Regions from separate parts of the Homo sapiens genome. Here region 1 is linked to region 2. The links are chromatin contacts, found by Hi-C in ENCODE. All regions are on one chromosome and are shown on one strand. Each heading gives the region's core, a stretch centred on a gene start or an enhancer-like site at or near the end of the contact. The rest is flanking DNA. Distances are from core to core; before and after follow the strand shown.

Region 1 (2,700 bases), core at 118-2,617, 1.2 Mb before region 2:
AGTTGCCATCTGGGACCCTCTGCCTCCCACCAGGACACTGCCAACACTGAGCATCCTTTTAGTTCCACAAATTCTTGCTAGGCCCCTATAAAGATTCGCCCAGCGTCCTCTTCCTCTAAGCTCCCACGTGCTAGAACTCCCACATGCTAGAAGCCATGAGGGGTCTCTCTCAGGCCAGAAGGAGCTCTGGGATCCTAGCCCTCAGCAGAAGGCCCCAGGCTTTCCCACCTGCTCCCAGCTCCTCTGAGGAAGTTGATGGAGCCTGCAGAGCTGGGCTGGAGGAGGTCTCCTTTCCCCAGAGCGGGGCTGGGGGTGCGGGTAGGTGGCCTGGAATGTGCTCTCTCACCCTCCTCCTGCCCATGTGGTAAGCAGCGAGAGCCCCCAGCCCTCCAGCTCTGAGGGGAAGCTCCTGTGAGCCAGACGGACAGGACAGCTGCCCCCAATAGGGTCCCCTTCACGGGCCATCTCACCCCAACTCAGACGCTAAAAATGGTTCTCCGCTTTTCAGCCTCCGCGCCTGCCCACAAATTAGTGTCTCCAACACAGCCTCTTGGGACATGACTTTAGGGAGGCCCCTGGGGGAGCCGGGAGGCCCCAGTAAAGGGAGATGGTGCTGGCAGAGTCCCTTTCTGAGGAGACAAGAGTGGATAAGGCCCCCCTCCCAGCTTCTGGGACCCCCCCCCCAAAGAAGGCCACCCAGCCTCAGTGTGACAGCCCTGTTGTCCTCACCATGGCAGAAGAACAGACATTATTTCCACCCCACTGGGGCACGCTCCCCTCACCTCCACCTCCAGTTCTGTCAGCTTTACCCTCAGCCACCATCCTGGGCACTGCTCTGCTGGAAGAGAATGCAGCAACAGGAGATGGGGGAGCCAGCCCCGCGCCCTCCCGCTTAGGGTCCAGAACCCACCTTGCCAAACCTGGGCTCCCGCAGTCAGCCCACAAGCACGGAGGCCAATGGGGAAGCCAAGTCAGGGAAGCCTGGTCTCCCTGCTCGCCTGATATTTAGTCTCAGACTCTTCTCCCCTCCCCAGTCCCGCAACGGTCAACTTGGAAGGGGGTGAACCCTCTCCGGGATGCCCACGCCCCAGGGCACCAAGCAAGCAGGTGTCCTGCTGAGGCCAGGACTGGGTGCAAGCCAGCAGCCCGCAGTACCAGGTGGAGACAGGCGGGCAGTACTCACAGGTAAGCCGTCAGGGGATCCAGGTCCCCCGGTATGGCGGACAGCCCAAGCTCAAGAGCAGTCGGCAGACAGCATGATGCCGTCCTCCTGGCAGTGGCAGGGGGCCGGGCAGGCGGTAGGCCCCGGGCCGGGCTGGGGGGCGCAGCCGGCGCTCGGGGAGGCGCACACAGCGGCGCGAAGTCACAGCGCCCGGAGCCTGGGCGGGTTGGGCATCTCGGCGGCCGGGCTGCTGGGTCACCTGGCGGCCAGGCGCGCAGACGCACGGGCGCGGTGTCCGCAGCTGCTTTCTCCCGGTCCCGGCGGGCTGCGCCGTCGGTGGGGACCGCCCCGGGGGCTCTACTGGGCGTCGGCGGCGGGGCGGTGCAGTCAGAGAGGAGCAGGCATTGTTGAGTGATCTTCGTTATTCAGTTTCACAGGCTGGGCTTGGCAAGGGAGGGAGACCCAGCCGGAGGAGGAGTCAAGGAAACTTTCTACGCTGCGGCTAGCTCCCTTCCCTCCTTCCTTCGGAGCTGGCAGGAATTTCATTCAGGAAAGATAAAAAAAGGAAAAAAGCAAAGAAACCCAAGCGAGCAAAGCTCAGCCCGTCAGAGACCTGCACTTGTTTAGAAAGGGTGTCCCAGGGCCTTGGCTGCAGGGCTGGGGACCCTCTTGCCTTTGGGGATAGCCACGGGGTCACATGGGACCCAGAGGAGATCTCTGAAAGAGGCCTTGGGGCTCTCATAGCCCCTCATGCCTTCACCACGTTTCACACTGGAGGAAACAGAGACCCAAGAGGAGAAATGATTTGTTCAAGGTGACACAGCTGATAGGGCATCCCCAGAGCTGGAACTCGTCAGCCCTCCTCGGCCTTATCCTAGGACAAGAGAGAGGGGAGTGAGGGGCTACCCTGGAAGAGGCCAGGCTGCGGAGGGTTCCACTGCAAGCTGGGATGACCCGGCAGTGGGCAACCAGGAGCAGTCTCCTCCCTGAGAGGTCGCGCCTTGACTCCAAAGAAACGGGTGTGGAGTTCCACTCGCTGAGTGCACCCTGGGTGGAAATGCACTCCTGCAGCCTCTGTCAGGTTTACTGTCAGGTTTACGGGGACCACCTTGATCCCTGCTCCCAGGACCTCGGCAGGCTGAGGGACTGCGTGCAGCTCAGCTGCTTGTCAAGAGGCCACCTCAAAGTAAGCAGATTGGCGCCACCTGGAGGCCGGGTGCTGCACCTGCAGCTCGGCCACCCTGAGGCTGGAATCCCACCAACTGGCTGACCTGGCCGGCCCCAGAGCCCTGGTGAGCAAAGGGCACGGTGGTTAAAACTGAGGCCAATCCCTGTTCTCTCCTTAGACCATAGTGAGCTGGCTGTGCTTCCTTCACGCAGCCTCTTGCTGTCTCTGGTCTCTCCCATGCTGAGCCAAGCCCCAGTGCAGAGCTAGAGCAGGCTGTGGGCACCCCTCCTTCCTTTTTTGCCCTGTCTCCCCATGGTCCAGCCAGAGGGTATACCAGAAACCTGGGACCTCAGAGGCATCCAGGATTTCT
Region 2 (2,793 bases), core at 133-2,632:
CAGGGCGTCTCCTGGGAGCTTGTCTGCACAGAGCTGGCAGGGCCAGTGCTGGAGCCAAGCCAGGTTCCAGAAACGTGCCCAGACACAGCTTGGCAAGGTGGTGGGCTGCAGCATGTGAGGACAGGAGGAACACAGTGTCCCTGAGCTCTGCTGCTCCAGAGCTGGGCTCCGTGGAAGAACCAGGAGGCTGAAGAGGGTGAGTGCACCAGCACTGAGGTGCGCCATGGGCTGCTTTCGAGGCTCAGGTTTCCTGTGTCAGTGGATGGGCAGGGCCAGCTCTGTGTGCTGCGGGTTTGTGCGCTGAGACACAACACATGCAGACACACACAGACATACAGATACATGCAGACACACAGACTCATAAGACACACATGTACATACAGACACACAGATACATGCAGACACACAGACTCATAAGACACACAAGTACACACAGACACACAGATACCCAGATACACACAGATACACAGACTCATACAGACACACATGTACATATAAACAGACACACAGATACATACAGATACAAAGACTCATACAGATACACATGTACATACAGACACACAGACACACAGGTACATAGATACACAGACTCATACAGCCATACATGTACATACAGACACACAGACACACAGACACATGCAGACACACAGACTCATAAGATACACATGGGCATACAGACACATAGATACATACAGATACACAGACTCATACAGACACACATGTATGTAAGACACACAGACACACAGATACAGATACATGCAGACACAGACTCATAAGACACACATGTATATATAGACACACAGACACAGATACATGCAGACACACAGACTCATACAGACACACATGTACATACAGACACACAGATACACGCAGATACACATAGACATGGACATACACATGTACATACACACACAGACCCATAAAGGGACACTTAGACACACAGACACACATACAGACATACACGCAGACATACATGCAGACGTATATACGGACACACACACAGACACAAAATGGAAACTTTTTCCTTGGCTCTTCAAATACAGAAAAATCATCCAAACAATTCATTTTGGCCAAGCCAACTCATGCCGGCATTAGGAGTTGGGGGCCAATGCAGAGAGTGCAGCTCTGCCTGCTGTCCTTCTCCTTTACTGCCCTGGTAGAAGCGCTGATGAGCACGGCAGCCAAGGCTGTCCAGGAGGGGATGCATGGAGCACAATGCTTGGACACAGTCCAGCCAGCAAGGAGAGGCTGGCTGGGTCCCTCCCAGGGCACCCAGACTGTTCCAGGGCTGTGGGAGGCCCAAGAGAGGAACAGAGCGACCCGTTTCCCGAGAGCTTGGCAGCCTCAAAGTAGTGGGGACGTCATGTTCTGGGGCCCGAGGGAGAGGTCGTCAGCCATAGAAAGAGGGAAAACTATGTGGGGAAGGAGCCATGGGCTAAGGTTTCAGGCCCCAGGAAGGACTCGCTGGAACAGCACGGGCTGAGTGGGAGCCCATGCCAGGCCAACAGTGAGGCCTGGCATGGGAAAGTGCCTGTACAGCCGCCTTGTGAGGAGTCAAAGACGTGGAGGACATGCCGGGAGAAATGAGCACAAGCAGGTTTCCGTGCTGCCGAAATTCTGTGCATCCTGAAGATGCTTCATTCCAACGGAGGGAATGCAAGTCCACAGAGGTTTCCAGAAGTCACCAACCATGGAATGCTTTCTCTCTTCCACTGACAATACCCATGCAAGAACACGGCAGAGGCTGAAATGGTCTTGGGGCAGGGGAGAGACTCCGGCCTCGGAGGGTCTCACCCTACTGCACAGCACATTAAGCCCACCCTGCGAGGTCGACAGAGGGCTGAAGCTGAAAGCCCATTGTATGGGCAACAAAGGACGAGCACCCAGGCTGGGTTGCCTCCAGTCTCTTTCCTCAGTGTGGCTTCCTGGGCAGAAAGCACATGGCTGGGTTGATCCCTATGGCAGGCCCAGGCCAGGTGAGGCAAGTGAGTGTCCTTAAGCTACGCCCCAGTGTCCCCTTCTCTCACCTCAGCCCTGGCCCTGGCTGAGGAGAACAGGTGGTCCTCAGCCATCTGGGGGTGATGGCAAGCCTGGAGCGGGTTCCGTGCAGATCACATAAGAACAAGGCTGAAGTACTAGGGACACTCACACAGCCCCGGCTTCCCAGGATGGACCTGGGGGTGGCAAACGGCTCTCCATCCACAGGGACCCCTGGGCTGGGCCATGTAACTGTAGGGCATTGCCAGAATCAGGGTCACCATGGGCTGGGCACTCAGAGGCTGTTCCAGGTGGGAGTCCACACTCCAGGCCCAGGGCAGTGCCTGCCCTCCGTGGTAGAAAGAGCTCATGCCTTTCTAGCACAACTCCTGAAGGGTAAATAGCTACAAGTGAAGGGGCACCCTATGCAGGGAGGACAGTCATCAACTGTCATCAACACTGACTTTTTGTTTGTTTGTTTGTTTTTGAGATGGAGTCTCGCTCTGTTGCTTTGTCACCCAGGCTGGAGTGCAATGGCACAATCTTGGCTGACTGCAACCTCTGCCTCTTGGGTTCAAGCGATTCTCCTGCCTCAGCCTCCTGAATAGCTGGGATTACAGGTGCATGCCACAGATGGCTGTGACATGGCTGGTTTCATACCCCCACAGTGAACTACGCACATGCGGTAACTGTGGCTCAGGTGGTACGGAAGGCACAGTAGGAGGCTCAGGTCATCTGGCCACTAAGTCCTACCCTCACATATCTGGGTGCTTTGGTTATACAGAACCCATGTCCTGAAGAATCCATATCGGGCTT

What was found. Hi-C counts contacts between places; a loop is a spot of excess contacts on that map. Pooled maps may share reads with other maps.
Region 1: a map of CD4-positive, alpha-beta memory T cell shows a loop between it and region 2 (11-fold over the local background). The contact joins the promoter of LINC00475 here to the enhancer-like site in region 2. A Hi-C loop is called at or near these places in 1 of 168 maps with a recorded cell type or tissue (CD4-positive, alpha-beta memory T cell), 1 of 37 single-sample maps with no recorded cell type and 12 of 50 pooled maps.

What each region holds. Positions count from the first base shown.
Region 1 is chr9:92,140,134-92,142,833 of GRCh38, reverse strand. LINC00475 (long intergenic non-protein coding RNA 475) reads right to left here and starts at 1,367. Exons shown (of 4, transcript NR_027341.1): 1 at 1,184-1,367. RefSeq lists enhancers at 503-1,081, 1,082-1,661, 2,241-2,700 and a silencer at 1,338-1,517.
Region 2 is chr9:90,918,605-90,921,397 of GRCh38, reverse strand. No RefSeq gene overlaps it. Among named protein-coding and RNA genes, the nearest start is that of LINC02957, 77 kb to the left of the region's middle. RefSeq lists a silencer at 1-64. Within about 2 kb of position 1,382, at least 13 of the 41 ENCODE cell types and tissues checked have a DNase peak (open chromatin) inside an H3K27ac peak, as active enhancers do.